2 separate regions of the Homo sapiens genome follow, and region 2 is linked to region 1. Evidence: chromatin loops called from intact Hi-C (ENCODE). Cell type or tissue: mammary epithelial cell. All regions are shown on one strand. Links, peaks and the distances in the headings refer to the core of each region. The heading gives the core; the rest is flanking DNA. Region 1 overlaps TMEM164 (transmembrane protein 164). Region 2 has its middle 130 kb from the start of CHRDL1.

Region 1 (15,619 bases), core at 6,020-8,519:
GGCCTAGAAACATTCATTTGTCAAAACTCATGTCAGTAGTTACTTTCTCCAAGAAGCCCTCTGTAACTATTCTACCCCAGCTCCCGCCAGCTGCCTCTGTTCCTCCCATTTTTGTCATCCTCACAGTATAGTCTTTACATGCTGGTCTCCCTGAGGACAGGAATTTTTCATTTCTTCTTGGTATGTAGGTGATGAATGAATGAATGAATGACCTTCTATTCAGGGATGTATTCCTGTACTGCAAATTGCACATAATTTATTATACATCTTACAAGCTAATGTTTACTAGGCACTGGGTTTGTTACATGTGTGATCTTGATCTCATTTAATTCCCACAGTGTCCACTAGACTTATGGGAGTACATCACGTGAGGCCCATGACCTTGAATGAGAAAAATAATCACATCTTTATGTCCATTAACTGCAACTGAAATACAGTCATCTCTCGGTATCCATGGGGAATTGGTTCTAGGACTTCCCCCACCACAAATACCAAAATCCAAGGATGCTCAAGTCCCTAATGTAAATGACGTAGTATTTGCATCTAACCTACACACATCCTCCTGTATACTTTAAAGGAAGCTTGTCTAACCTGTGGCCTAGGATGGATTTGAATGTGGCCCAACACAAATTTGTAAACTTTCTTAAAACATTATATTTGAAAAAAATTTTTTTTCAGCTCATCAGCTATCAGTAGTGTATTTTATGCGTGGCCCAAGACAATTCTCCTTCCCATGTGGCCCAGGGAAGCCAAAAAATTGGACATCCCTGCTTTAAATCATCTCTAGATTACTCATAATACCTAATACAATGTAAATGCTATATACATAGTTGTTATACTGTTTTTTATTTGTATTTTTTTTTACTATTGTTATTTTCATTTTTAAAAAATATTTTTGATCTGTGGTTGGTCAAATCCACAGATGCGGAACTTGCAGATATGGAGGGCCGACTTTGTGGTATATCCTTTAGTAAGGAATGTAGATAACAAACCACAGTTACATTAGCAGCACTTGGCATGCTGTTGTTAATGTAAATTACACTTATTTTCCTCTTATGTTAGAGTTGTTGCAGATATCTCAAAAAATCATTGGCATTCATCATTACCTCAAAATTTAAAAACAGATGTGCCTTTTAAAAGCATTTTGATAACTATAGTTCAACATGATTATTTTCTTTTATAATCCTATATATTCTATTTCGTATACTTAAATACTTTATTCTGAGAGAGAGCCTTTACACTTCCCCAGACTGCCCAAGGAGTGCATAGTACCACCAAGGTTAGGAGTCCCTTTACTAGAGTTTATTTTATTTTTATTTTTTTGAGACAGATACTCACTGTGTCACCCTGGCTGGAGTGCAGTGACCTGATCTTGGCTCACTGCAACCTCTGCTTCTCGGGTTCAATCAATTCTCGCACCTCAGCCTCCAGAATAGCTAGAAGTACAGTCACATGCTGCCACGCCCGGCTAGTTTTTGCATTTTTTGTAGAGATAGGGTTTCACCATGTTGGCCAGGGTGGTCTGGAACTCCTGGCCTCAAGTGATCCGCCTGCCTCTGCCTCCCAAAGTGCTGGGATTATAGGCATGAGCCACTGTGCCTGGCCTGCACTAGAGTTTAAACTGGTGTTTGAAACCAGGTGGGCAGAGATGCCTCTATGCTGCCTGTCCATGGAGTCGCTGGATTCAGACAGACTGTAGGTACAAATCCTAGTTATCCCACTTGCTAGTTAGTTCTGGCATTTGGTCGAGTACCTTGACCTCTCTGTGTCTGTTTTCTCACTTGCAAAATGAGGGTAGTAATAGTACCTACCTCATAGGGTGTTATGAGGATTCACTGAGCTGATACATGAAGAGTATACAGAACAATGACTGGCACATAGTAAATACTATGTATTGGGTTTGTATAATTATTAATTACCCACTGTTCTGCCTTGTGTTAATTATTCATCTTTCTTCCAACTAGACTGCCGTCTCTAGAGGTCAGGATTGTGCCTTGCTGTGTTCTAAAGCCGCAGAACCTTGCATGAACTGAGAGCATGCTTGTCAGTGGATGTAACATTACTGGTCCTCCCTCCTTTGAGACACTTGTTTCTCCTTTGAGCTCCAGGGTACCTCTTTCTCCTGGTTCTCCTACTTCTCTGGTTCTTTCTCCTTGGGCTCTTTTGCTCTGCCTGCCCCATAGATCCTGGTGTTCTTCATCAATAGAGATAACACAGGCTTGAGAAGCAGTACAGGTACTTCAAAAATAACAATTAGACTCCTCATTTCTGTACCCCTTCTCTCATCCTGCTTGTCTTCCTCCTCTGTTTCCTGTCTTGGTTAGTGGCTCTACTCTCCATCCACTACCAAAGCAAAAAATGTAGGCAACATCCTAGATCTCTTCCTCTGCGTCTTCCCATTTACCAATCAGTTCAGAAGTTCTGACAGTTTAAATTCTCAAAATTGTTTGCAAATTTGGCCCTTCCTCCTCATCCTCACCACCCCTGTCCGACTGTGGGCTCTCAGCCTCTGTTACCAGGACTACTTTGCTTCCTCTCTCCTCTCCCTGCCCCCTGATTTCCCCTACCTCCTACCCAGGCTATCCTCTATACAGTCTCCAGAGTGACCATTTTAAGGAAAGAGGAAATCTGATCTGATTTTGCTCAGCTGCTTAAAAATCCCATCCAGGATGAAGACCAAACTTCTTTGCATAGCATTCAAGACCATTCACAGTCTGATTCTTGTCCATCTCTTTGGCCTCATTTCTCATTGCTTAGACTCCGATTCTATCACTTTACCTTCTGGTTTTTATTTGTTTTGTTTTTTTAGAGATGGGGTCTTACTATGTTGTCCAGGCTGGAGGGCAGTAATGCAATCATAGCTCACTGCAGCCTGGATCTCCTGGGCTCAAGTGATCCTCCTGCCTCTGCTTCCCAAGCAGCTGAGACTGCAGGTACATACCACTGTGCCCAGCTCATTACTTTACTTTCTGAATAAACTTATCTGCTGACAGGTTTGCCCAGCCTTCCTTGCTTTGTGTCCAGGCTCATACTATCTATTCTACTTGAAACCTGGCAAACTTCGTGTGTTCCTTTGCAAGTTAGCTCAAGGGTACTACCTCCTCTCTGGAGGTGTCTCTGACTTTCCTAGGCAGCCAAGGGCATGTATTCCTTAATGTGCCTTTCTCCTTGTACTTTTATTATACTTTATTATAATATGCAGTAACCACCATTTCTAGTTGTCTGTATTTTGCCACTAGGTGGCAGTAGTCACATCTTTTCGGGAGATTAAGATAATTAATATTGGATATTGATTTATTTTATTTATTAAAGATGTTGATTAATAATTGTTGTAATTGAGGTGCTATGGGAATAAGGATGCGGGTAAAATCCGTGAGGCCCCTGAATTTTGGCCTGAGTGACTGGGTGGGATAGAGTATCATTAACTGAGAAGAGGGCGCAGAAGGAAGGAGCATGTTTTAGAGAGTGTCTTAGTCTTTTTGGCCTGCTACAACAAAAATGCTATCAACTGAGTAGCTTATAAACAATATAAATGTATTTCTCGCAGTTCTGGAGGCTGGGAAGTCCAGATCAAGGTACCAGAAGATTCAGTGTCTGGTAAGGGCCTGTTCCTCCTAGATGGGGTCTTCTCACTGTGTTCTCACACGTGGAAGGGGCAAGCAGGCTTCCTTGGGCATCTTTTATAAGGGCACTAATCTCATTCATGAGGGATCCACCCTCATGACCTAATCAGCTCCTAAAGGCTCCACCGCTTAATACCATCACATTGACCATTAGGTTTCAACATGAATCTGAGGAGAGGAACATAAACATTCAGACCATAGCAGCGAGGAAGATGATTTTACTTGAGTTTGAGGTGCTTATAGGCTATCTAGGTTGAGATGCCCAGGAAGCATTAGGATAAAATATTCTGGAGCTGTTCAGGGGAATCTGGACTAGACACTGACTTTAGTATCAGTGGTTATAGAACTAGTAGATGAAAACATTGGAATGAATGAGCTGGTCCAGGGTAACTATGTAGGTAGGGATAAAATAGGACTTAGAGAAAGCCTTGGGGAACATCAACTTGCAAACAGTAGACAGAAGAAGAAGAGTGTAAGGAGATTGCAGGAAAGATCAGTGATAGAAGGAGAGGCTGGTTGTCCTGAAAACTAAGGCAGTAGAAATTTTTCCCAAAGTGGTATTAGCCAAGCCATGTTGGATCTAAGAGGTACAGTAAAATCAGGTCCTCAGAGAAGTGGGAATTACAGGGAAGAAGTTAAGGGCATTAAGGAAGGAGGGGTTAAGGGTGTTACAGAGCCAAGGGAGGGTGTTTCTCCTCCTCCTTTCTCCCCCTCCCTTTCTCTCCTTTTCACCTCCTTTTCCCTTTCTCTCTGCCCCAGGGCTGAGCATGTTCAAATGCTAAACTGAAGCCCAGTAGAGCCAGGGAACATTGAAGGTACCAGAGAGAAAGGGGAGTGGATGAATTACAAGTTGATGACAACTGCTGAGAATGACAGGGGTTTGGTGGTGGATTGAGAAGGGTAATGACAAGAGAAATAAGTGCTGTGGGAAATGGAAGAAGGAGATAAGCCTAGACTCTCTCAACACTGTCCAATAGAATTCTCTGTGATGATGAATATATCCTATATCTGTTCTATTCCACATGGTAGCCACTAGCTACATTTGGCTTTTGAACAGTTGAAATGTGCCTGGGGGGACTGAAGAGTTGGATTTCTCATTCGATTTTAAGGTTAATTAATTTGAATTGAAATTGATTGGTTGGTTGATTGATTGATTGATTGATTGATGAGATGGAGTCTCATCCTGCCGTCCAGGCTGGAGTGCAATGGCGAGATCTTGGCTCACTGCAACCTCGACCTCCCGGGTTTAAGCGATTCTCCTGCCTTAGCCTCCTGAGTAGCTGGATCTACAGGCACATGCCACCATGCTTGGCTAATTTTTATATTTTTAGTAGAGATGGGGTTTCACCATGTTGGCCAGGCTGGTCTCAAACTCCTGACCTCAAATGATCCACCCACTTCAGCCTCCCAAAGTGCTGGGATTACAGGTGAGAGCAACTTTGCCTGACCTGAATTGAAATTTAAATGGCCATATGTGGTTAGTGGCTATTGGACAACATAGCTCTAGAAGGTTGGTGACTGGCACTGTGGGGCCCTCCTGAAAGAAGAATCCGTGGATTTTTCTGGCACTGGTTTGTACGGTTACCCCATTTGGGGTTCAGCAGCCTAAGTGGAGGTGCAGGACATCTGGCTGGAGGGATCCGTCCAATGTTGAGGCTTTGTAAGTAGGGTCAGTATTGTTGAAAATCTAGAAAGTGAGGGATGTTTGAGGGGTTCTGGAGAGTTTTGGTAATCCTGCAACGCACTGTATTGCTTTCAGGTTTCTGACCAAGGACAGGTCACCCAAGGAGCAATAGCAGAATGGGAGACAGAGCAGCACTTTATTATTAGCTGAGCAGGCATCCAGTATCTTTAGTGCTGGGCGAGAGCTTGCAGCTTTGTTCTCAACATCTAGGTGAGCTTCCCACTCTGTACCTAGAGAATATAATGTGGCTAGATGTGTAGCACAGGCCCCCCCATACTTTCCACCCTATCAAAGGCATTGAGAAGCTAGAGAGGAAAGTGAAGAGGCCTGGCTATGCAGAGAGACAGGTTCTGCTGAGATGTGCACGACGAAATACACATGCTGCCCATTACAAAGCTAGACTACCTGGTTTCAAATACTGGTTCTCCTCCTTACTAGCTGTGTGACTTTGGCCAAGTTCCCTTACCTTCTCCAAGCTTCAGTTTTCTCATCTGTAAAATAAAAATAATAACAGTACTTCCTCATGTGGTTGTAATTAGCATTAAATGACTTAATGTATTAATATATAAAGTGCTTATAACAGTCCCTGTCATGTAATGGTGGTATATAAGTTGTTTGCTATTATTAGTATGGTTTCAGCTTGCCAATATACTGTGGCCCTGCCTACTAATCTAATAAAATGTGGTTTGAGCAGTTTTTTAGGTTCTCACCTTTAGTAAGCCACCCTTTGGGGATGATCTAGTGAGGGGATAGATAGAAGTGTGGGGAGAGGGGGATGAAGAGTTCTGCTTCCCACCAGGGAGTTGAGAGTGCTGGTGTCAGAGTTCGAGGCCATGGGGTCCAAGCTGGTGTGGAAGAAAGGCTAGAAGAGAGCTGGGGAACAAGGAGGAATTCTATGGAGGGAGGTAAGGAGCATCAAGGGATCACAGGTCACGAGGAGGTCTAGGGGCATGCGCATAGTAGGAATAAGGATATGAAAGCTGAACTGTCGGGAGGTTGTGGTCAGATGATCCCAGCAGAGGCGGGGCAGTTCAAAGTGATGACAGAAGGCAGGTTGTGGTTAGTGCGGTGGAGTAGACCTGTAGAGTTGAGGAGGTTCAGGAGGCCACGAGGTTAGGGTATTGGAAGAGGTGCCTGCATGGATGTTAAAATCACCCAGAATGCCATCAGGAAAAGGTATAAAAGAAGGTGGTAAGCTAAGTGACACTGATCTGAGGTGAATTCAATGACCTGGAGGCCAACAACAGGTGACAGTGACAAAGAGGAGGAACTGAATCTTGAAAGAGAACGAGGGAAGAGTAAACGTCTAGAAGCAATAATGGAGGGCTAGAGGAATCTTCAACTTCCCTTCCCCCACAAAAAATTGCTGCAGGAATAGAAGGATTAAAAAAGAACAGCCTTCTCAGAGCTGTTAGTGGAAGAAATCACACCCTCAGTGGACAGCCAGGGTTCCTTAGGGTGAGGAGGTGAAAGGGACATTCTGGGGAAAGGTGGCAGGTATAGACAGATTGGTTGATCATAAACACCCCAGGCCAGTGGTGGTGGTGGGCTTCCAGAGGTTCTAGTGGGATGGGTTGGGAGGAAGTCAGCCACAAGGTGGTTGGAGGAAAGTGCCCACACAGCTTTAGGCCCACAGCTTGGTCCTGCCTACAGCTGGTGACACAACTCAGGAGTTCCCCTCTCTTCATCCTTGTGATGTGTTTCGATTGGTTGGTTGTGTTTGTTTTCATTTCGGCAGCAGTTCTTAACCTGGGGTTCACAAATAGGATCTTAAGGGGTTCATTCACTTGAATGGGGGGAAGTCACATCTTTATTTTCACTGACCTCTAGCAGAAATGTAGCACATGAACGCAGACAACAAGCACCAGTGGTATTAGCCCTACCTGTGTCTTTGTTGTCAGTAGCAATCACAGATGGCTTCCTATCACATTTCAGTAGTAGCGGCCATCTCAGGATAGTGTTTATGCTCATCTGCTTTGAAAGTGATGGTAGTTATTAGGCCTGCTGCTAGATCTTGTGATTAAATGTATTTATAAAGAAACATAATTAGTATATTACAAAATTTTAAAAATATTTTGGTAACTGTGTTTTAATATAATTGAATTCCTTTGGCTTTTATTTTATGCATTTCAAACACTGTTCTGAGAAGGAGTCCTTTGGTCTCCCCAGGCTGCTGGGGTGCAGGGGGTGGGGTGGAGGGCCTGCTTCAAGTCTGCTGGGAAATCCCTTTCTATTTCACTAGAGGGAGCTCTTGTTTCAGAATTGCTGAGCAGTGACCCTCAGGCTTGACACCCAGTAATAAGGTTGTTTTTTTGTTTTGTTTTGTTTTTTTGTTTTGAGACAGAGTCTTGCTCCGTCACCCAGGCTGGAATGTAGTGGTGTGATCTTGGCTCACTGCAACCTCCACCTCCTGGGTTCAAGGGATTCTCATGCCTCAGCCTCCTGAATAGCTAGGATTACAGGCATGCGTCACCATGCCCAGCTAATTGTTGTAATTTTAGGAGAGGTGGGGTTTCACTGTGTTGCCAAGGCTGGCCTTGAATCCCGAAGTGCTGGGATTACAGGCGTGAGCCACCGTGCCTGCCTGAGAAGGCTGTTTTGAAATACAGGCAATTCAGATGTTTTTGGAGGACATTTCAAGAAACTGGGGTTAAGAACCTCAGTGTTGTTTGTTCTAGGCAGGCCACCTCTCTCTTGAGTGGGCTTTCAGCTCATCTTCTGGAGGATGAGGATTGGACCTCCTGTGCTAGTTACTTTCTGGGACCAGTTAAAGCGGAAGTACTTTGGCCAATGGCAGCTCAAAAACTGGCCCCAAGGTCATGCTGACATCAGTATCCAGGCTGAGTTTCCTGTTTCTCCTCCATACCATTGAGCCCATTGCCCCTCCCATCTAGCTAGTGTTAGGATGTTAGAGAAGTTCCCCTCTTCCATGAGGCTTCCCTGCTCCACTATACTGGTCAGGTAAGGGCAGGTGAAAGTATAGGAACTCTGGTAAATCCTGAGGCTCCTAAAGGGTTAGTGGATGAGGGGGGACCTGAGGGATTTGACTGATTGGCGAAGGGCTGAGCCTTGTGCAACAGGTGGGTAGGTGAGTTTCTGAAGACCACTGGATTGTCCCTGCTGAGGAAGAAGTGATTGGTGCTCAGGAGTCCTTTGTGGGAGCAAATGGTTAAGTCAAGTGTTTTCTGCCTTAATTTTCTCACCTTCCAGGAGACACTGCTCCTCACACCTGGCCAGACTCTGTCCCCTTCACTGGCAGCTTTTCCCAGGTCTCTTGGTTCATCTTCCAGCTCCAGGATTCCCTCTAAGTCAGTGTTTCTCCTATATGGTTGGAGGACCCAAGCATCAGGATCATCCTGAAGCGCTTGTTACTACAGTGGAGATTCCAGGGCCCACTCAGACTTCCTGGATTCAACTCTATGGGGCAGGGCCCAGGAAGCTGCATTTTCCACAACTTCCCTAGGACAGTTGTTTTCAAAGTGTGGTCCCTGGAATAGTAGTATCTGCCTAACCAGGGAACCTGTTATTAATAAAAATTCTCAGATTCCAGATTCCAGGCCTCACCCTAGATCTACTAGAAACTCTAATCAGAAACTCTGAAGTAGGGCCCAGCAAGCTGGATTTTAAGAAGCCCTCCTAGAGATTCTGATTTTGACCCACACTCAAGTTTGAAAGCCACTGCTGTAGCGGATTCTGATACAGAACGAGTTGAAACCTTGTTGCCTCAGATGATCCAAGAGTTGGCTCCCCCTTGCGTAAAGCTCAGCAGAGACACAGCTAAGGTCACACAGCAGCTTGGTAAGAGTAGGTAAGAGTAGAAGCTGGGACCTGGGTCCTTGGACTTCAGTGCATATTCTGCTAGGTCAGGTCCACCTGTTGGATTCTTTGCCAATTCAGGGCCCTCATCCTGTGTACTACTGTCAGGGGGCTGCCTCTCTGATCCTCATGGATGAAGGTGGGTCTTTAAATTGCCTTAGCCACAGGCTGGGTGGCCAGTCAGCCCCAACTAGGCTCTTCCAGGGTGAAGCATGGCCTGGGTAGACTCTCCAGCCTCTTAGGATGGGAGGTTGACAAGATGGACCTTCCCTGTGAACACTTAACCCAGGACATCCTCCACTTCCAAGTACAGTAAACAGAATAGAGGATAGGTTTTTTTGGTCAAATGCCTGGATGAGGGGAAACCTGACTTGAGCCTACACTCAGTGGCTAAGAATGGGGAATCAAATATTCACGATCATCTTGGGGTTGTGCCATGCTGAGATATCTTTTAGGCAGCCACAGCTTACAAAGGCTAAAAATGGAGGTATCTCATTTAAAGAGTACCAAAGATGGGAATACATTGTTGTCAGGAACCAAACTTGTCATTCTCTTCCCTATCCCCAAACCTGTACCTTCTCTGATGTTCCCCATCCTTTTCAGTGATACCATCACCTATTTGTTATCCAGGCCAAAAATCTAAAGCCAATCATTGGTCTATATTCCTATCCCTGCCCCCATCCAATCAGTGACCACATCCTATTAATTTGACCTTCTGATCATTTCTCAAATTTATTTCCACTACTCCAACTTTAGTTCAGGTCAGATCATCCCTGACTTCGTTTATTGCAACAGCCACCTAACTGGTTTCCCAGCCTCTAGCCTCACCCTGTTTTGTCCTCAGGGCACATAGGATGAGGCCTGAGAATTGGCCATTGGATTTAGCAATGAAAAAGTCATTTGTGACCTTAATGGGAGCTGTTTTGATGGAGGGAGGGAAGCCTGATAAGAGTGAGTTTAAGAGAGAACAGTAAGAGAGAGGAATTCTAGGTAGGGAGTATACCAGTGCTGTCCAATAAAAACATGTGAGGCACATATGTAATTTCAAATGTTCCAGTAGTCGCATTAAAAGCAGGTAAGAGAAACAGGTGACATTAATTTTAATAATAGATCTTACTTAACCCAGTATATCCAGTATTTTATCATTCCAATATAATCAATATAAAAATTATTACCAGGATATTTTCCTGGATTTCCTTTGAAATCCAGTGCACATTTTATAATAACAGCACATCTCAAGTTCAAACTAACCACATTTCAAGTGCCCACCAGCTGCATGTGACTAGTAACTACCACATTGGACAGCACTGGCATAGACAATTATTTCAAGGAATTTAGCTATAAAGGGGAGCAGAGGAGTGAGGTAGTGGCCAGATGGGGAAGTGAGGTCAAGTGTTGACTTGTTGGTTTTAGAACGGGAGCTATTAAAGTACTTTCCGTTTATACACTAATGGACTTAATCCAGTAGAGAGGAAGAAATTGTTGACATAAGATGACGAAACAGTGACTGGAGTGATGCTGTTGAGTAGGGGAGAGGGGATGGAATCTGGATGCAAGTGGAAATGCTGGCCTTGGCTAGGACACAGGGCAGTTCATCTGTGGTGACAGGGAGCAGGGGAGTGAAGGAAGACCATACTGGGCACTGATGCAGATAGATGGGTAAATGTGATTGTGGAAGCTTATGGAAGTTTTTGTCTGATTCTTTTTTTCCTCTGTGAAGTGGGAAGCAAGGTTAATATCTGAGAGTGAAAATGGGATAGAAGTATTAAAGATTCGAGAAGAGAGAAAATATTAATTTGTGGCCTAGGAGCGTGACAGAGTGAATGGACTGGGGAAATACAGTATGATTGCCTGGCAACATGAAAGATGCACTTGAGGTTTGTGATCACGAATTTGAAGTGAGAACAGTCAGCGCTGTTGTTTTTCTCTAGTACATTCAGCTGTGAGGGACAAGCAAGGCAGAGGAGGAGCTTTGGATTCAACCAGGGCTGGGTTTTTTTTCCAGCTGAGTATCATTCCATAATGAGAAGAACAATGGAGTCAAAGGCGTATGCAAGGGATAATTAGAATCATGGGCCATGGAATTTAAGGACAGAAAAGGGAGCCATGAGGGACAGTAAAAAGATGGTAGGACCAATGGATCACAGATTCCAGTGGGGTCAAAGAAGTATTGGGGTCATGGTTATCGGGAGTGAGCTGGAAAGGTAGAAGTGGTGGTTGAAGTGGGAATGCTTGACTTGGAGATTAGGGAGGGGCTACAGATATACATAATTATAAGGTCTCAGGCACGACCATGATAATGAGTGGCTGAGATGTGGTAGAGAGCAGGGTCATTGAGAACAAGAGGCCGAGGAACTGACAGACCAGGATGCTGGAAGGTTCATCTAGATGCATGTTGAAATTAACAAGAAATCTGATGAGTGGTAGTGAGCCAGGTACTAAAGGAATGAGGGCCATGACCCATATGTCTGTAGATGACTGTGAAAGGGAAGGATAGCGGGTGGTACAGTATGGTAGTGGTAGGATTTTAGTGAGAAGGGAGGGCCACTCGTCTAGGACTACAATGAAAAGAAAGAAGTTATTCACTCTACCTACATGGGCCAAAGGAGAAAAATCAGTCACTACTTTAGAGGGCCACAGATGAAGCAGGCAAGGAGAGGTAGGTTGGGTAACAACAAAAGGGTGAAGGGAACATTCAGAGAAGAGATTGAGAACATAGGAATTGAGCTAATGATTTATCTGTGATTGTTGCCTATCCTGTTCCCTTTTCCTGGAATTTCCTTCCTTACCTTGTACACATAGAGAACTCTTCATCTTTCCTCATCCAGCTCTTGCATTGCTACTTTCCTGAAACGGCTATTGCAAAGATTACTAACTAGTGATCGGCATGTTGCCAAACCCAGTGGAAGTGCTTGCCTTTACTGTACCCCTATAGAGAAGTGTGTTCCCAGTGGAATTTTCTGTGGTGATGGGAATACTCTATCTCTGCACTGTCCAATATGGTGGCCACCAGGCACATGTGACTGCTGAGTATATGAAATGTGGCTGATGTGACTGAGGAACCAAAGTTTTAATTCTGCTTAATTTTAATTCATTTAAATGTAATTAGCCACATGTGGCAAGTGGCTACCTTATTTATTGGTTGGTGCAAGTAATAGAGCACTTAACATTATTGATCCTTTCCTTCTTGAAACTTGATGTTCTTTTGACTTCCAGCACACCTCTCTCCTAGCTTTACGATTGCCTCTTTAATTTTGTCTTCATTCTTGACTTCTCATGGATCTTTCTCCTTCTGCTAGCCACTTAACTGTTGCTATTTTCCAGGCTTCCTCCTTCAGCCTTTTATCACATTTTGTGGACTCTTTCTCATTGATCTTATCCATACCCCAAGTCCTGTTTCCAGGCCATCTCCCTCTCCTGAGCACTAGACCTGGACATAACAGCCTATTGGAGACATCTGCTGGTGTAGTGGATAGGCATTCAGTGCTGGCATGCTCCAACCTGAGCTCATCTCTTCTCTAAATTACCTCCTCTCAGTTACTGAAGCCATAGACCTGGAAGTTAGTCTAGATGTCTCCTTCCTGTCTGACAAATTGCCAAGTCCTCTATGCCACTGCAGTACCATTTGAACTTGTCATCAGTCTTGTCCCTCTCCAGTCCATTGTCCACATTGCTGCTAGAGCAGTCTAGGTAGCTGAAACATAAATTTGACCTTTTTATTCTCCTTGTTAAAACCTTTTAGTGGCTTCTCATTGTATATAAGATAAAGGCCAAGTTCCCAGCATGGCAAACAAGGCTCTTCATGACCCAGCCTCACCTGCATGTTTTTCCAGCTTCATCTCCTGACATGTGTCCCTTCTCACAAAGTTCTCTCCTTTCCAGTAACGCAGAACTCCTTCTAATTGCACACAAACAGCATGCTGTTTCATGTCTCCACAGCTTTTCTCAGGCTATAACCTCTCCTTCCTTCAAGGCCCTACCCTAACCCCTTCTGGTTCTGCAAAGCTCACCTCAACTGTCATCTTCTCCAGCTACTTTTCCTCAGTGTCCCTGTTACTTAATGCACTTACCTAACTACACCATTGCATTATTCACTTGTAAACGCAGGTAGTTCCCAAGAGTGGGGACCACCATCTTTGCCTCCTTCTTTCCACTGTCTGGCATGGAGTCTTACTCCCAATGTGGACTCTGTAGATGTTGAGTGAATGGGTACCATGAATAAGTGAGTGAGTTGAAGGAAGCAGGAAGAAGATTAGAGAGTGGGATGTCACACTGCCCAGTCTCATCTCCTTAGTATAAGTCCTTCATGGGTGGGATTATAGGATGAGAAAAGGGGCCCCTGGGAGGCCTGTGGGGATCAGTCTTGGCTGCTGCTGGTGCAACTGACTTCTTTCCCAGGACTCATAAAACTTGCTTCTGGCAGAAATTGATTTTAGAAAAAGCTATTATCTAGGTTTTCCCCTACCTTTACAGCTGACATGCTTCTCTCTTCCTGGGATATAAGATGCTAGCAAAAAATGTCACATTTTTTCTTAAAGGAGAAAAAGGTTTTGTATGTTTAATTTTTTGAAAGTGCTTAAGTTTCTGTTTTCTTTTAGAAGAAAACTGGTTTTTCACTGGGATTTTCCCAAGGGCCACATGCAGGTATACAGAAAAGAGAATGATATGTGTTTGCATACAATTTGCATATATCTGTGTAGACTGGATCATCTATTCTCAGAGTACTTTCTTTTTTTATTTTTTCAAAAAAATTGAATACTTGATCAACTTTTCAATGAAAAGAATCAGTAACAGTGAAAGGCAATGGAAGCCATAGTGGAAGTCCTCCTTCATAGAGAAGATCACCTCTTTAGAAGATGCCCCATCATCTTCTAGTCTTTTATAAGATTTTGGATGGTTGTGGTCGCCATGATAAAAAATAGCAGCAGCCATCTGCATGCCAGGATAGCTGTCGTATATACTTTTATCTCTCTTTTTCCACTCACCAGCCCTTAGAGGTAGATGTTACCCTCAGCCCACCAGCAGGAAAACAGGCTTAGAGGGGCAGCACAATTTGCCCAAGGTCACTCCTATGGGTAGTGGCAGAGCCATGATTCAAACCCAAGGCTACATGGCCCCAAGGCCTTTGTTTTTAAACTACTAAGCTGTATTTTCTGCCATTTGTGTACTGCCTGGTGTTTTGTCTTTTGTCCTTGCCATTACCAGCCATAGACAGATACATAGTTTGGCTGTCATTTGAATGGTAGTGGACTCTGTTGCACAATGTTGAGGTACCATAGTTTATGTAACTATCTCCCCACTTGGTTTGTTTCCAGTTTCTCAGTATTATAGATAGTGCAGGTGTAAATATCTTTGCGCAAATTAGGGTGGTTTGTTGGAGTTTTTAGGTATTTGATGGTGGTCCGCAAAGTAGTATTTTTGAGGCAAAGAGTTATAATTTTATGATTCTCCAGAAAGTCTATACCATTCATTCACCCAAGCAGTGATTACTTTTGGAGTGCCCACTGTGTACCAGGTGCTGGACGTGAAGAGGTAATTCAGAAACAGCCCCTCTCTCAGAGAACTAACAGTCTGGTATGGGATGGATGATGCAGCACAGAATGAATGCTACTAAAGTCGGGGTTTGGGCAAGGGGCAGTGAGAGCACTGAGAAACAGTGTCCCCTGGTAGTATCTCTGAGTGTTCCTTTCCCTCTGCAGCATGGGGCAAGACGGGAGGAGCATGATAACAGGGCTGGCTGCAGAGCTGCCTCCTGGCTGAGGACACCCCCCACCAACACCCACGGGCTTTCCTGCCACCGCCTGTTGGCTCAGTCACTGCTGCCCATCTGCCACTAGGGGGCGCCGAGCAGAGAGGATGGAGGGAGGGGGCACCCGGGACAACAGGACTGGGGGCTCCAGCAGTGGGAGGAGTGGCAGCCTAAGCCCTTGTCTGTCCTCCAGGCCTCCTCTTCCCCTGTATGCCCACCGCAGCCAGGGTGACAACACGGTGCCCAGTCCACACTCATTCAGCAGACAGGAATGTGTGCATGCCTTAAGGGCATAGCTCTGTGCATTTTCACGCACCAAGCACTGTGCTAGATGCTAGGAATGCAGAAGTGGCCTGACATGGTCCTTGACCCTGAGATGCACTTGGTCTAGAGGGTTGGACAGACAAGGGAAGAGACAATCCAACTTGTGTGCTGGAGGCCTTCACAAGTGGCAACAGGAGCGTTGAGCTCCCTAGTGAGTCCCCTGGCAGTGCGTGAGAGTTCATTTCTCCAGTGCTCCGCTCTTATGACTTTGGCTGTGACATTGCCCATCTTCTAGCCTGGAATTTCTCCATCTATAAAATGGAGGGAATGATATCTATGTCTGCAAGGGCCTTCTGACTCAGATGTGCCATGAGCCTAAAGCAAGCCTGAGCTTCTTCCACAGAAGAGCCCCCAGCCCTGGTCCCCACTTTAGTCACTGAAGAAAGTCTCCTTTCTCTTCTCGCCCACATGCTCTCCTTACAT
Region 2 (15,619 bases), core at 7,150-9,649, 510 kb after region 1:
CCCTGACCCCCATGTAGCCTGACTGGGAAACACCTCCCAGTAGGGGCTGACAGACACCTCAAACAAGCGGGTGCCCCTCTGGGATGAAGCTTCCGGAGGAAGGATTAGGCAGCAATATATGCTGTTCTGCAGCCTCTGCTGGTGTTACCCAGGCAAATAGGGTCTGGAGTGGACCTCCAGCAAACTCCAACAGACCTGCAGCTGAGGGGTCTGACTGTTAGAAGGAAAAGTAACAAACAGAAAGGAATAGCATCAACATCAACAAAAGGACATCCACACCAAAATCCCATCTGTAGGTCAACAACATCAAAGACCAAAGGTAGATAAAACCACAAAGATGGGGAGAAACCAGAGGAGAAAAGCTGAAAATTCCAAAAAACCGAGCACCTCTTCTCCTCCAAAGGATTGCAGCTCCTCGCCACCAAGGGAACACAACTGGCTGGAGAATGTGTTTGACAAGTTGACAGAAGTAGGCTTCAGAAGGTCGGTAATAACAAACTTCACTGAGCTAAAGGAGCATGTTCTAACCCATCACAAGGAAGCTAAAATCTTGAAAAAAGTTAGACGAATGGCTAACTAGAATGAACAGTGCAGAGAAGACCTTAAATGACCTGATGGAGCTGAAAACCACAGCACGAGAACTTCGTGATGCATGCACAAGCTTCACTAGCTGATTCGATCAAGTGGAAGAAAGGATATCAGTGATTGAAGATCAAACTAATGAAATAAAGCAAGAAGACAAGATTAGAGAAAAAAGAGTGAAAGGAAATGAACAAAGCCTCCAAGAAATATGCGACTATGTGAAAAGATCAAATATACGTTTGATTGGTGTACTGGAAAGTGATGAGGAGAATGGAACCAAGTTAGAAAACACTCTTCAAGATATTATCCAAGAGAGCTTCCCTAAACTAGCAAGGCAAGCCAACATTCAAATTCAGGAAATACAGAGAACACCACAAAGATACTCCTCGAGAAGAGCAACCCCAAGACACATAATTGTCAGATTCACCAAGGTTGAAATGAAGGAAAAAATGTTAAGGGCAGCCAGAAAGAAAGGTCAGGTTACCCACAAAGGGAAGCCCATCAGACTAACAGCGGAACTCTTGGCAGAAACTCTACAAGCCAGAAGAGAATGGGGGCCAAATTCAACATTCTTAAAGAAAAGAATTTTCAACCCAGAATCTCATATCCAGCCAAACTAAGCTTCATAAGTGAAGGGGAAATAAAATCCTTTACAGATAAGCAAATGCTGAGAGATTTTGTCACCACCAGGCTTGCCTTACAAGAGCTCCTGAAGGAAGCACTAAACATGGAAAGGAACAACAGGTACCAGCCACTGCAAAAACATGCCAAATGGTACAGAACATTGACCCTATAAAGAAACTGCATCAACTAATGGGCAAAACAGCCGGCAAACATCATAATGACAGGATCAAATTCAAACATAACAATATTAACCTTAAATGTAAATGGGCTAAATGCCCCAATTAAAAGACACAGACTGGCAAACTGGATAATGAGTCAAGACCCATTGGTGTGCTGTATTCAGGAGACCTATCTCACATGCAAAGATGCACATAGGCTCAAAATAAAGGGATGGAGGAATATTCACCAAGCAAATGGAAAGAAAAAACTCAGGGGTTGCAATCCTGGTCTCTGATAAAACAGACTTTAAACCAACAAAGATCAAAAGAGACAAAGAAGGCCATTACATAATGGTAAAGAGATCAATTAAACAAGAAGAGCTAACTATCCTAAATATATATGCACCCAATACAGGAGCACCCAGATTCATAAAGCAAGTCCTTAGAGTCCTACAAAGAGACTTAGACTCCCACACAATAATAATGGGAGACTTTAACACTCCACTGTGAATATTAGACAGATCAATGAGACAGATGGTTGACAAGGATATCCAGGAATTGATCTCAGCTCTGCACCAAGTAGACCTAACAGACATCTACAGAACTCTCCACACCAAATCAACAGAATATACATTCTTCTCAGCACCACATTGCACTTATTCTAAAATTGACCACGTAATTTGTAGTAAAACACTCCTCAGCAAATGTAAAAGAACAGAAATTACAACAAACTGTCTCTCAGACCACAGTACAATCAAATTAGAACTCAGGATTAAGAAACACACTCAAAACTGCACAACTACATGGAAACTGAACAACCTGCTCCTGAATGACTACTGGGTAAATAACAAAATGAAGGCAGAATTAAAGATGTTCTTTGAAACCAATGAGAACAAAGACACAATGCACCAGAATCTCTGGGACACATTTAAAGCAGTGTGTAGAGGGAAATTTATAGCACTAAATGCCCACAAGAGAAAGCAGGAAAGATCTAAAATCAACTCCCTAACATCCAAACTAAAAGAATTAGAGAAGCAAGAGCAAACAAATTCAAAAGTGAGCAGAAGGCAAGAAATAACTAAGATCAGAGCAGAACTGAAGGAAATAAGAGACGCAAAAAACCCTTCAAAAAATCAATGAATCCAGGAGCTGGTTTTTTGAAAAGATCAAAAAAATTGATAGACCACTAGCTAGACTAATAAAGAAGAAAGCAGAGAAGAATCAAATAGACGCAATAAAAAATGATAAAGGGGATCTCACCACCAAACCCACAGAAATGCAAACTATCATCAGCGAATACTATGAACACCTCTATGCAAATAAACTAGAAAATCTAGAAGAAATTGATAAATTTCTGGACAAATACACCCTCCCAAGACTAAACCAGGAAGAAGTTGAATCCCTGAATAGACCAATAACAGGCTCTGAAATTGAGGCAATAAGTAATAGCCTACCAACAACAATAGTCCAGGACCAGATGGATTCACAGCCGAATTCTACCAGAGGTACGAAGAGGAGCTGGTACTATTCCTTCTGAAAATATTTCAATCAATACAAAAAGAGGGAATCCTCCCTAACTCATTTTATGAGGCTAGAACCATCCTGATACCAAAGCCTGGTAGAGACACAACAAAAAAAGAGAATTTTAGGCCAATATCCTTGATGAACTTTGATGCGAAAATCCTCAATAAAATACTGGCAAACTGAATCCAGTAGCACATCAAAAAGCTTATCCAACATGATCAAGTCAGCTCCATCCCTGGGATGAAAGGCTGGTTCAACACACACAAATCAGTAAACGTAATCCATCACATAAACAGAGCCAATGACAAAACCCACATGATTATCTCAATAGATGCAGAAAAGGCCTTTGACAAAATTCAACAGGCTTTCATGCTAAAAACTCTCAATAAACTAGGTATTGATGGAACGTAGCTCAAAATAATAAGAGCTATTTATGACAAACCCTCAGCCAATATCATACTGAATGGGCAAAAACTGGAAGCATTCTCTTTGAAAACTGGCATAAGACAAGGATGCCCTCTCTCACCACTCCTATTCAACATAGTGTTGGGAGTTCTGGCTGGGGCAATCAGGCAGGAGAAAGAAATAAAGGGTATTCAATTAGGAAATGAGGAAGTCAAACTGTCTCTGTTTGCAGATGACATAATTGTATATTTAGAAAACTTCATCATCTCAGCCCAAAATCTCCTTAAACTGATAAGCAACTTCAGCAAAGTCTCAGGATACAAAATCAATGTGCAAAAATCACAAGCATTCCTATACACCAATACCAGACAAACAGAGAACAAAATCATGAGTGAACTCCCATTCACAATTACTACAAAGAGAATAAAATACCTAGGAATCCAACTAACAGGGGATATGAAGGACCTCTTCAAGGAGAACTACAAACCACTGCTCAAGGAAATAAAAGAGGACATAAATAAATGGTAGAACATTCCATGCTCTTGGATAGGAAGAATCTATATGTTGAAAATGGCCATACTGCCCAAGGTAAATTATTGATTCAATGCTATCCCCATCAATCTACCCCTGACTTTCTTCACAGAATTGGATAAAACTGCTTTAAAGTTCATATAGAACCAAAAAAGAGCCTGCAAAGCCAAGACAATCCTAAGCAAAAAGGACAAAGCTGGAGGCATCATGCTACCTGACTTCAACGTATACTACAAGGCTACAGTAACCAAAACAGAATGGTACTAGTATCAAAACAGATATATAGACCAGTGGAATAGAACAGAGGCCTCAGAAATACCACCACACATCTACAACCATCTGATCTTTGACAAACCTGACAAAAACAGGAAATGGGAAAATGATTCCCTATTTAATAAATGGTGCTGGGAAAACTGGCTAGCCATATGTAGAAAGCTGAAACTGGATCCCTTCCTTACATCATATACAAAAACTAACTCAAGATGGATTAAAGACTTAAATGTAAGACCCAACACTATAAAAACCCTAGAAGAAAACCTAGGCAACACCATTCAGGACATAGGCATGGGCAAAGACTTCATGACTAAAACACCAAAAACAACATCAACAAAAGCCAAAATAGACAAATGAGATCTAATTAAACTAAAGGGCTTCTGCACAGTTAAAGAAACTACCATCAGAGTGAACAGGTAACCTACAGAACGGGAGAAAATCTTTGCAATCTACCCGTCTGACAAAGGGCTAATATCCAGAATCTACAAAGAACTTAAACAAATTTACAAGAAAAAAATAAACAACCCCATCAAAAAGTGGGTGAAGGATATGAACAGACACTTCTCAAAAGAAGACATTTATGCAGCCAACAAACATATGAAAAAAACCCTCATCATCACTGGTCGTCTGAGAAATGCAAATCAAAACCACAATGAAATACCATCTCATGCCAGTTAGAATGGCAATCATTAAAAAGTCAGGAAACAACAGATGCTGGAAAGGATGTGGAGAAATAGGAACACTTTTACACTGTTGGTGGGAGTGTAAATTAGTTCAACCATTGTGGAAGACAGTGTGGTGATTCCTCAAGGATCTAGAACTAGAAATACCATTTGACCCAGCAATCCCATTACTGAGTATATACCCAAAGGATTATAAATCATGCTACTATAAAGACACATGCACACATATGTTTATTGTGGCACTATTCACAATAGCAAAGACTTGGAACCAACCCAAATGTCCATCAATGATAGACTGGATTAAGAAAATGTGGCACATATACACCATGGAATACTATGCAGCCATAAAAAGGATGAGTTCATGTCCTTTGCAGGGACATGGATGAAGCTGGAAACTATCATTCGAAGCAAACTATCACAAGGACAGAAAACCAAACACCACATGTTCTCACTCATAGGTGGGAGTTGAACAACGAGAACACATGGACACAGGGCAGGAATCATCACACACCAGGGCCTGTCAGGTGGTGGGGGGCTGGGGGAGGGATGGCATTAGGAGAAATGCCTAATGTAAATGATGAGTTGATGGGTGCAGCAAACCAACATGGCACATGTATACCTATGTAACAAACCTGCATGTTGTGCACATGTACCCTAGGACTTAAAGTATAATAAAATAAATAAATAAATAAAATATAAAAATAAAAAAAAATACAGAAAACCAAAACAGCACTATCAACCACTTGACCTAACTTTCATTTGTAAAAAACTTCACCCAACAACAGGAGAATATGCATTCTTTCCAAGTGTATATGGAACACATATACCCAAGAGAGGGCATATTGTGGGACCTGCATATGTACCCCTGAATCTAAAATGAAAACTATATAGATATAGATAAAGTAGCAAAAAAGAAGACATTTAAAGGAATAGAAATCATTCAATGATATTCATAGAATAAATTAAAATTCAATAACAAAGATATCTAGAAAATATTCAAATATTCAGAGATGAAAGAAAACACTTCTATATAAAGCAATGTCAGGAGGCAGGAGCAAGCAATGTGATAAAACACATTGATTTAAAATATGAAGCTCACAGAGATGCATTGACATACCCAAAGTCACACAGCAAGGACAGGGAACCAGGCTGACTGATTTCAGTGTTGGTGTTTTAACCCCTCCACTCTCCTTTACTATCTGATGTTTTTCATCATCATCATCTCCTCTCAGAATATACAAAGGCAGATAGACAATATCAGTAAGAGTCAACCTTCTGCGGAGCTGAGGATAGCCTAAATTCACAGGCCCTGGATATTGGAGGTACAAGGTGCTCAGATATGGGGAACTTAATATTGGCAAGTGTGTTGAACTAAGTGCTCCTGATGATACTCATTTTGTTTTTAAAATAACACTTTTATTGAGCATAATTCATATGTCATACAATTTACCCCTTCAAAGTGTTCAATTAAGCGGGTTTTTGTATATTCACAGAGTTGTGTGGGTTTTCTCCATTAGCCCTGTTTGGGGAAATTGATTCTTTTGTATTTGTGATGGTAGCCAAACTTTAATGAATGGCCTATTGTTTGGCAATCTCTACTTCCAAAAGTTAAACCCTGAATGTTCCACCAGCTTCATTGGTCTCTGTGGAAGTTATTCACATGAGCACTTAGGGTGGCTCCCTGAAACAGGAACATTACTTTATTTTTATTTTGTTAGCTATTAACTAGCCCTGCCCAGACCTCCTACAGAAAATACATCTGTGAGGTACTGGGGAGAGGCTCTATCCTACCCTCCTGACATTAAAGTATCTTCAGTATGAAGCTTTAAAAGAGATTTAAAGTTTCTGCTTCAATCATTTTTGTTCTCGTTCAGACAGTGGTTCTTAATCTGGGGCCACAACACTCTGGGGAGCCAAGGAGTTATGTGAGAAACCTGCAAATCAGCTTGTGAACGAGGCTTTTATTTTGATTAAATATATCTTACACACGTTTGCTACTATTTCTCAATCATACATGGGTACTGTTGTGATTAATAAAGGAAAAAAATCTTCTGCATATGTAACTTTTTTATTATATAGTAACCTTTTTCATTATATATTTTCTCAATCAGCAGACACTAGGAGTGCAACTACTGTCATGGGATAATCAGATAGTTTTGATTGATAAAATAAGTTATATGGACCCAAAATGTTTAGGAACCACTAAATTAAACAAAGACCTTTCTTCATAGGGTACAAATGTTTCATTTAGTAGGGCATCAACGTATTAGCAGTCATTAACACATTAGCCTGAATTAATCAGCTTGCTTCAGGGTAGGGCATTGAACACTTTCATCCTAAAAGCAGAGTGGGGATCAGCAATGGCTCCAAGCAGGTCTAGTGGGTTAGAATTAGTCTTTTGGGTGCCATGTGTGCTTCAGGAATTCGACAGTTTTTATACTTATAATAGTAGTCAAACTTTGATAGATGAATTATTGCTTGGTTAGTACCACTCCAAAGAGCCAAACCCCAAATGTTCTCCAACTTCTACCAATGTTGGAAAACACTCCAAGGGAAAAAAGAGGGCGCTGAGCACCAGAGATGGGAGCTAAAAGGTAGGAGGGGACAGCAAAATATGTGGCCAAGACCAAATTTGTCTACTTCTTAGTTTGTTGGGAGGACAAGGAGATAGTCATATCTACCCCAAAACTTTAGCAGACTACAATCTTGAAAAGACGTTTAGAATTCCTTTACTTTTGAGGTCCTCCCTTCCTTTTGCTCTGTCCCAGAACCTCCTTCGCCTATACTTGCTGACAAACTTTCCCCTCTCATCCAACACAGAGTCCCATTTTGTATCCAAAGCCATTCAATCAGCTCGAATTGTCTGTGTTTTTCTGGAGGGGTTCCCTCTCCAAACTTGCCAGAATGTCTCAATATTCTTGGAGCTTGTCCTCAGTTTCCGAAACTTCAGGGCATCCCATAGGCCACAGTTTTGACTTCAAATGCAAACTGACCTTTTCCTTTCACCCAAACACCCTCCTCCTTACCCACTGCATTGCATCAGAGCATTCTCAAGCCTGTTGTCTTGCTCCAGACATCCCCTTGTCTGTGGCTTGGGGTTAATATCTGGTCCTTTCCAATCCTACCCCATGTGATTATGCCTTTGTTTCAGATCCAGGAGAGTAATCATACTCAGACTAGGTCTCCACTAACCAAAGCAAAAGGGACATTTGAGAAAACAATCAGTTAGTCCTTGCAGAAGGGGTTTTTGGTTGCCTGACAACCAGATAGTTGCCTAAATTCTCCCCTCTGCCTGACATGAGTTCAGGGCCATAAGTGGCTACTTTCCCCTGCACAAACACGGCAAGTGTACAATAATGACTTCAGCTGTTTGAGAAGAGGCCATATCCCAAGAGGTACTCCAGAGAGCTGATTTTCTTAGAATTGCAGAGCAAAGGGCTCCGGAAAACTGGGCTGAATACTACTAGTGTTTGCCTTTCTCCAACTTCTGTGTGACTGCCATCTAGTGGCATGCAGGGTGGTGGTGGGGGGTGGTGGAGAGTGCTCCAACAGGGTTCAGTCAATAAGCAGGTGCATTGTTTATGAATAATTTAAAAACAATATTAAAACTGACTAAAGTTGGTCAGACTTTTATTATAACCACATGCTGGCAATTCTAAACAGTCATTGATAAAATACTTCTCACTTTGGTATACCACTGCCCCCACCCCAGCACCTAAGTGATTCCCTCATCTCCCCTTGGAGAGCCATATTTAAGCCTGACTTTTCAGGTAATACTTCAGATTTATATCCCTTCCCTCTATCAAAATGTTCCTGTCTTGTGCTCTAACCCCCTAAGGCTGTGCTTTTTATTTTCCTTGGTGGAATTTATTTATAGGGAAATATTTATAGGGGTTACCAGCTGTCTCTACCAGGGGCACCTATGTTATAACAGAAGTTACCTGAAGAATCAACGCTTTAGTCCAATGGTGTTCTAACTCTTTTAAGGCAGTGAAACACTGTTTTCAAACAAAATATGGTATGGAACCCCATCTCCTAACTCTTCTTTAAGTCTCACCTTCAGTGTCATTTCCTCTGGAAGGTCTTCCTTGTCTCTCCATGATGAGGACAAGTCCCCATGACTTAGTCACAGCACCTTGGACTCGCCCTTTCATACTACCCATCACACGTGTTATAACTTGTCTAGTGTCTGTATTCCTTAGTAGACTGTAACCTCCATGTGGGCAGATACTGCATCTATCTTGTTCACCATTGGAACCCCAGAAGCAAGTGTTGTGCTTGGCCCACTGTATGTGGTCCGTAAATAGCTGATGAATGAATGAAAGCCCTTCTGTTATTATAGCCTATGAGTAAATGAACATTGGAAATAACCATGTCACGTGTTATATTGTGGGTTTTTATTGAAATTATGGTCAAAAACAACCCCAAGATCATTTTTTTTTTTTGGAAAAAAAGTGTGGTTAACCAGTTTTCCCACCTTGTAGTCATGTGAGTAAAACTAAATGCAACAGCCACAACTCCCAATTTCTAGTGTGTAGATTTTTCCTCCTCTCTTTGGCACTAAAGTCAGGTTCTTCTTCTTACTAAGTTTTGGCTGAAGCTCTGCAGGGACAGTCTCCTCTTCTGTTTTATACCAGGACCCCCCAAAAGGCTTCTCCTAGTTGGCCATCTCAGGTTGGCACTTCCTTCAAAGACGTGCTTAAGTTCCACTGTCTGATTGAAGTTAACCCAGCCTGAGACTGCTTTCCTTTTTCTTTTAACTACTAGAGATCATGAACAAAGTGTTCACCTAGTTTTTTAAATTTATTTTTATTTATTATTATTTTTTTAGAGACAGCGTCTTGTTCCGTCCTTCAGGCTGGAGTGCAGTGGGCATGATCACTGCAGCCTTGAACTTCTGGGCTCAAGTGATCCTCCTGCCTCAGCCTCCAAGTAGCTGGGACTACAGACATGTGCCACCATACACAGCTAATTTATTTTTAACTTTTTTAGAGATGGGGTTTTGCTATGTTGCCCAGGCTGGTCTCTAAGTGATTTTCCTGCCTTGGCCTCCCAAATTGCTGGGATTACAAGCATAAGCTATCACACCTGGTCTAATTTTTTTAAAAGGCATTTACTGTGCATTTATACATCAGTCACTCTCATGAACACTTTATTAACTCATTTAAGCCTGACAAGAAACCTATGGGATAGAGATTATTCTTATCCTTATTTTACAGATGAGGGAACGAAGATTAAGAGATGTAGGAAACAAGAAATACGAATTGTTTGCGTGTATTAACTCTGTCTTCTCCTGATTCCCTGATTGGAGTGAACCTCTCAATAGTTTTGACCCCAAAGTTATTTTGTTATTAATTTTGGTGATAAGTTGAACAGAGGTAAACAGGTTTATTGAAGGACTGAAAAGGGCCAATGCCCTTCTGCAGCGTTTCCTTCCCCTCCCCCACTTACCTCTTGAGGAAGAGGGCTCCCTATGCGGATGCATTCCAGAGCTTCAGAATTCCTCTCTGAGCTGCTCCCTCCTATGGCAACGCCCACGTGAATGCCAGAGGACAATGGCACAGACAGTTTTCAGGAACACGTGTAGACCATCAGCCCCTTCCTCCTCACCAGGGCCTCTGGCTGCCATGCAAGCTGCTACATCTCACAATAAACCCAAACCCCTGGCATTTTAGAGAAGTAGCAGGTTCAGAAGTGAAAGAAAGAGAAAGTCGGAAGAGCAGGAATAACATTAGCACTCTTTGTAAGGGGAGAAGGCCTGGATTACATTACAGATGCTTAGGAAGGACAGGTATGGCCTATTTAGTTGGTGCTGCCTACTTCTATCATCACCCAAAATCTCATCCCTCTCATTCCCAAAACTCCCTTCTATTGCTTCCACTGCCAGAAGGTTTTCACTCACTTTAGCCCTCTGCCTTTATTTTTGTAATTGGGGAATGCATTTTGAGGGTAATAAAGAATAATAAAGTATTTAAAAGTGAAAAGGTATCTGAGGGTTAAGCAATTATCATTTATTTCACTTAAGTTGCTTCCTTCCTAATGCCAGACAGCTGCCCTGGAGGGATTTAGGTTTTGATTGTTGTGTGAGGTGGTTAATGGCGGAGCCTGAGGTTCTTTGTGGAACAAGGCAGGTGGGATAGCTGGATCTGAAGGGAGGAATGAGGGCACTGAGAATCCAGAGAGTGCATGATGACATGGAGAGAGGAAGCTGTCAAGTACAAACTTTGTCTTCTTTGAGGTTTTGCCTAGGACCTGTGCCTTGCCTCCCTCCCATCCATCCCATCCAGAAAAGTGAGAGGAAACTCCCTGCTCACTCCTCTCCTCACCACCTGCCCCTGCCCCCAGGATGGAGCTTAAGCGGGTACTAATTAGTACTATATATAACTTGGCTACATTCAGGGTTCAAGAGACTTGTGTGGACTGGCCTGGGAATCTGAGGATCAAATAGAATGATATTTCAATAAGAAAATGCATACTGAATTCTAAACTTTTGGCCAATATGTTATTCTTACATTGGGGACTGCTTATACTGGGAGGCAATTTAGAATTCCTTCTGTCTACATTAACTTGAAGTCAGGCATTGGGTCTCTTGTGTGGGCCATTTTGTGAAGGCTCCATACACACCACGTTGGAGCGTAAGTATTCATACACACAGAGAGAAAGATATAAAGATATATAAGTATTGTTTTATATATATATATATTTATATATATATTTATATATATATATATATATATATATATATATATATATATGAAACAGGAGCTTGCTCTGTCACCCAGGTTGGAGTGCAGTGGCATGATCGGCATGATCATAGATAACTGCAGCCTTGAACTCCTGGGTTCAAGTGATCCTTCTGCTTCAGTCTTCTGAGTAGCTGGGACTATAGGCATGTGCACCATGCTCAGCTATTTTTTAAATTTTTGGTAGAGATGGGTGTCCCACTATGTTTCCCTTACAGGCATAAGCTAACATGTCCAGCCTGTAATATATATTATAGCTATTATAAATATTATATATTATAGATAGCATATGTAGAAATATAGATATTACTTATCCACAATATTGAAGTCTTAGCAAAAATCCTTCACAGCTTAGTATTACTGTGAAGCCTATGCCACACATGCAAGGACATTTTGCTTTAAGCATTTAGAAAAATCGATGTATAAATCTAATATTTATCATTTATTTTGAAAGACATCTTATGGCAAATCAGTTTACAAAGCAAATAAGACCTTTTTTTCATTTGTACTTATTAACACAGGTTTTATTAGTTTTCTTTGGAGTAGGGTACAGAGAAAATGTCCTGAAAATCTGCCTAGCCTCTGCATATTTATGTATTCCCTGAACTGCTTGCTCTCCCAAATGGAGAAAGAATCTCACCAGATGGACTCTTCACTTGGCAAATATTTACTGAATGTCTGGACGTGCTGGACATTGGGTCCCTAACTTCTCAGAGCCTTCCAATCTAATCATGGAGACCATGACTGAGCAAACATTTCATGTTTTTACATATAATGGCATGTAAAAGGTGAATGCCTTCAATGTTCTCAAGTCTAAAATAGGGTCAATAATGATACTTCCCACACAGGGCTATGGTGAGGATTAAATGAAAAAACATGAATGTCAATTGATTACTATAGTGGTTGGCACAGGAAAAATACTTTGGTGATTATTTCCTGGAAGCATGGGGTAGGGAAGAACTAACTAACCTGCCTGAAGGAGGTGGACAAGTTTTCAGAGCTGAGCAATATGAGCTTTTAACAATTAGTAGGTGTTTGTTAAGTAGAGACATCAGGGAATAAACATTCCAGGCAAAGGGAGCTGTATATGAAGGCTCAGAAGTCCTGAGAATGTGGTAAGTTCCAGGATCCCGGAGTTGCCTGCCATGGTTGGAAGATACAGTATATAAGGAGAAAGGGAACATGGTGGCAAACCAGGAGGTGAGCAGGCAAGGTTCCACAGGGGCAGTGATGTTTGAAGGATGAGTAGAAGTTTGCCAGTCACAGAAGAAGAAAGAACACTGTAGTGGTGGAAAGAGCATATACAAAGGCACAAAGTTGTACACGCATATGAAATATTTGGGGGACAGTGTTCTGTAGGTGGAGCTCTGCATTCAAGAAGCTACCTCTCCCATGTGGAGCTTTCAAAGGTGTCTGGGCATGTTTGCTAGGCTGGTGGGGTGGGCCCCTTGATGTCAAATTATGTGAGGATTTCAGAGGGGAATGGAAGCAGTACATGTACCCACAAAAGAAGAGGAATTTGGAAAACAGTAATATGTCTGTCTTGGAGGCTTGTACTCAGCACAGACTCTGCATACTGGCAAGCGAGCCCTGATAAAAGGGATAAAAGTAGAATCTGAATGACTTGTTTGCACAAAAAACTGTGAGACTCTGGGACACAGGAAGACCCTGCTTTGGTGCACACAATACACACTCAAGAACTATTTGTTAACTGGTTTCATGTAAGGTGATAAAGTGTAACATCACAGGTTGGGAGGAAAGAGGGTACTCTCTCTACTTGTGCACAGGATCTGGTGCCATTTGGGAACGCTGAGGATTCCAGAGCATCACCACTGTGGTGGCATCTCTAGACCAGCAGAAAGAGCCCCTACCAGGAATAGCACAGTTGGCAGCAGTGGTGATATGTGTAGCCATACAGGCAGTCAATGGACTTTTTTTTTTTTTTTCTAGCAGAGCCCATCATGGAAGTAGGTGTTGGGGAGGAAAAACTTTTCCTCTACTCTCTTAGGTTCAGTAACTAGGAGCCTGTGGATTAAACTAACAAAACACAGATTAATAGAAGGGAAGGCACACAATTTTTGTTAATATTTACATGTACAGAAATTCATAAAAAGGAAGTGAAACTCAAGTGGTTACACTTGGGGCCTTTACATCCTTTTAACAAAGGAAAGGTTTGGGATTCAAGGGAGGATAAAATGTAGGAAAGTGACTAGAAAATATACAGGGGAACTAATGGAGGGTAAGGGCTAGTTTGGTAAGGTTGGTGTCTTAGTCTGTGTTGCTATAAAGGAATACCTAAGGTTGGGTAATTTATAAAGAAAAGAGGTTGATTTGGTTCATGGTTATGCAGGCTGTACAAAAAACATGGCACCAGCAACCGTTTCTGGTGAGGGCTTCCAGTAGCTTCCACTCATGGTGGAAGAAGGGAAGCTGGCGTGTGCAGATTACATGGTGAAACAGGAAGCAAGAGACAGAGGAGGAGAGGCCAGGCTTTTTAACTACCAGTTCTCGAAGGAACCAAGAGTGAGAACTCACTCATTACCACAAGGACAGCACCAAGCCATTTATGAGTCATCTGTTCCATCACCCAAACACCTCCCATTAGGTCCCACTTCCAACACTGGGGATCAAATTTCAACATGAGACTTGGTGAGGCCAAACCATATCCAAACCATAGCAGTCTGTTTCTGCAAACTCTTCTTGTTGTTGACTTCCAATCTTCAATGATTAGAGTCACTCTTCTCTCCCTGGTATGAATGGGGGTGTATTAGTCCATTCTTGCACTGCCATAAAGATATACATGAAACTAGGTAATTTATATTCAAAAAAAGAGGTTTAATTGGCATATGGTTCCACAGGCTGTACAGAAAGCATGATGGCTTCTGGGGAGGTCTCAGGAAACTTACAATCATGGTAGAAGGCAAAAGAGAAGCAGGCATCTCTTCCATGACCACAGCAGGAGGAACAGACAGAGGAGGGGGGGGGGGCTACACACTTTTAAACAACCAGATATCATGAGAAGTCATTCACTATCACAAGAACAGCAAGGAGGAAATCTGTCCCCAAGATCCAATCATTTCCCACCAGGCCCCTCCTCCAACATTGGGGATTACAATTCGACATGAGATTTGGGTGGGGACACAAACCCAAACCATATTAGGGGAGCACCTTTCTCAAAGGGAAATTCATCCCCCTGCTTTTAGGCAGATAAGGGGAAGGCAGAGAACTGTTTCTACATCTGTTGGTTCTCAATTTCCTGCAGGTCAAAATAATCCTTCTGCCAAAGTGTCACATTTTGGGGTGTCATATTCTGATCTTCTTCAAGGGTCAAAGCAAGAAAGGAATGAAAGGGTGGTAACATGTGGTAACAGACAGGACTTGTCAGTGCTTCCTGGGAATCACAGTGGGGGCAGATAAGTGGAGACTATAGGGAAGAAAAACCTGTAAACATTTTCTACATCTAGGAGACCAAATTGACAGGACTGGGTGAAATTCTGATGTGGCTAAGCAGAGAAAGAGGGCCAAGCTCTCTGGTTTGAGTTATTTGCAGTTTCCTCAATGGAGGTGGAGCAATACTGGGATCTATAGCCCAAAGTTCCAGAAGAAAGTGTGCTGGGTGTAAAGAGGGACTACGCGTAGCTCAGCATGAGTGTTGGCAACCAGAGGCCAAAATTCCATCCAGGGTGTGGGTCAAGAATTGTTGTGAGTTCCAGGGGTGCAGCATGGAGGCATGGCTTCTTATGCATCTCACATGACAGGATAATCTCTTTTTCCTCAATATTTTCAATCCTTTCTATAGGACCCTGCCCCCCACCCAATATTCAGATATGGCCAAAGAGCTCCCACCTTTAAGACAAAATGGCTTTCCTTTGACCTCATATCCTTCTCCAGCTCCTTCCTTCACCATATCTCTCCAGACTCTGCAGTAGAACTTTTCTAAACAGTTGTCTTTAGCTGCTGTCTCCAATTCCTCATCTCCCCACACACTTCTTACAGTCCACTCCCATGTGGTTTCTGTTCCAATCACTACACCAACACTTTTCTTCTGTGTTGCTAACACCAATGTATACTTTTCTGTCTCTATATTATTTGACAT

The links. Peaks named below come from ENCODE experiments on the same cell type or tissue, not always from the same donor. Only the 100,000 strongest peaks of a DNase experiment are listed, where the experiment ranks them.
Region 2: it touches region 1 in a loop (8-fold over the local background); 1 of 110 quality-filtered maps calls a loop at or near these places.

What each region holds. Positions count from the first base shown.
Region 1 is chrX:110,153,115-110,168,733 of GRCh38, forward strand. The region is part of intron 5 of TMEM164 (transmembrane protein 164); the gene reads left to right. Among named protein-coding and RNA genes, the nearest start is that of SNORD96B, 64 kb to the right of the region's middle. RefSeq lists an enhancer at 7,481-8,014. In mammary epithelial cell, for the core only: a CTCF peak has its summit at 7,543 (motif pointing right); a DNase peak (open chromatin) is centred at 7,817; H3K27ac peaks cover 601 bases.
Region 2 is chrX:110,657,585-110,673,203 of GRCh38, forward strand. No RefSeq gene overlaps it. Among named protein-coding and RNA genes, the nearest start is that of CHRDL1, 130 kb to the right of the region's middle. RefSeq lists an enhancer at 10,681-11,446. In mammary epithelial cell, for the core only: a CTCF peak has its summit at 8,287 (motif pointing left); no DNase peak of the experiment used is centred there.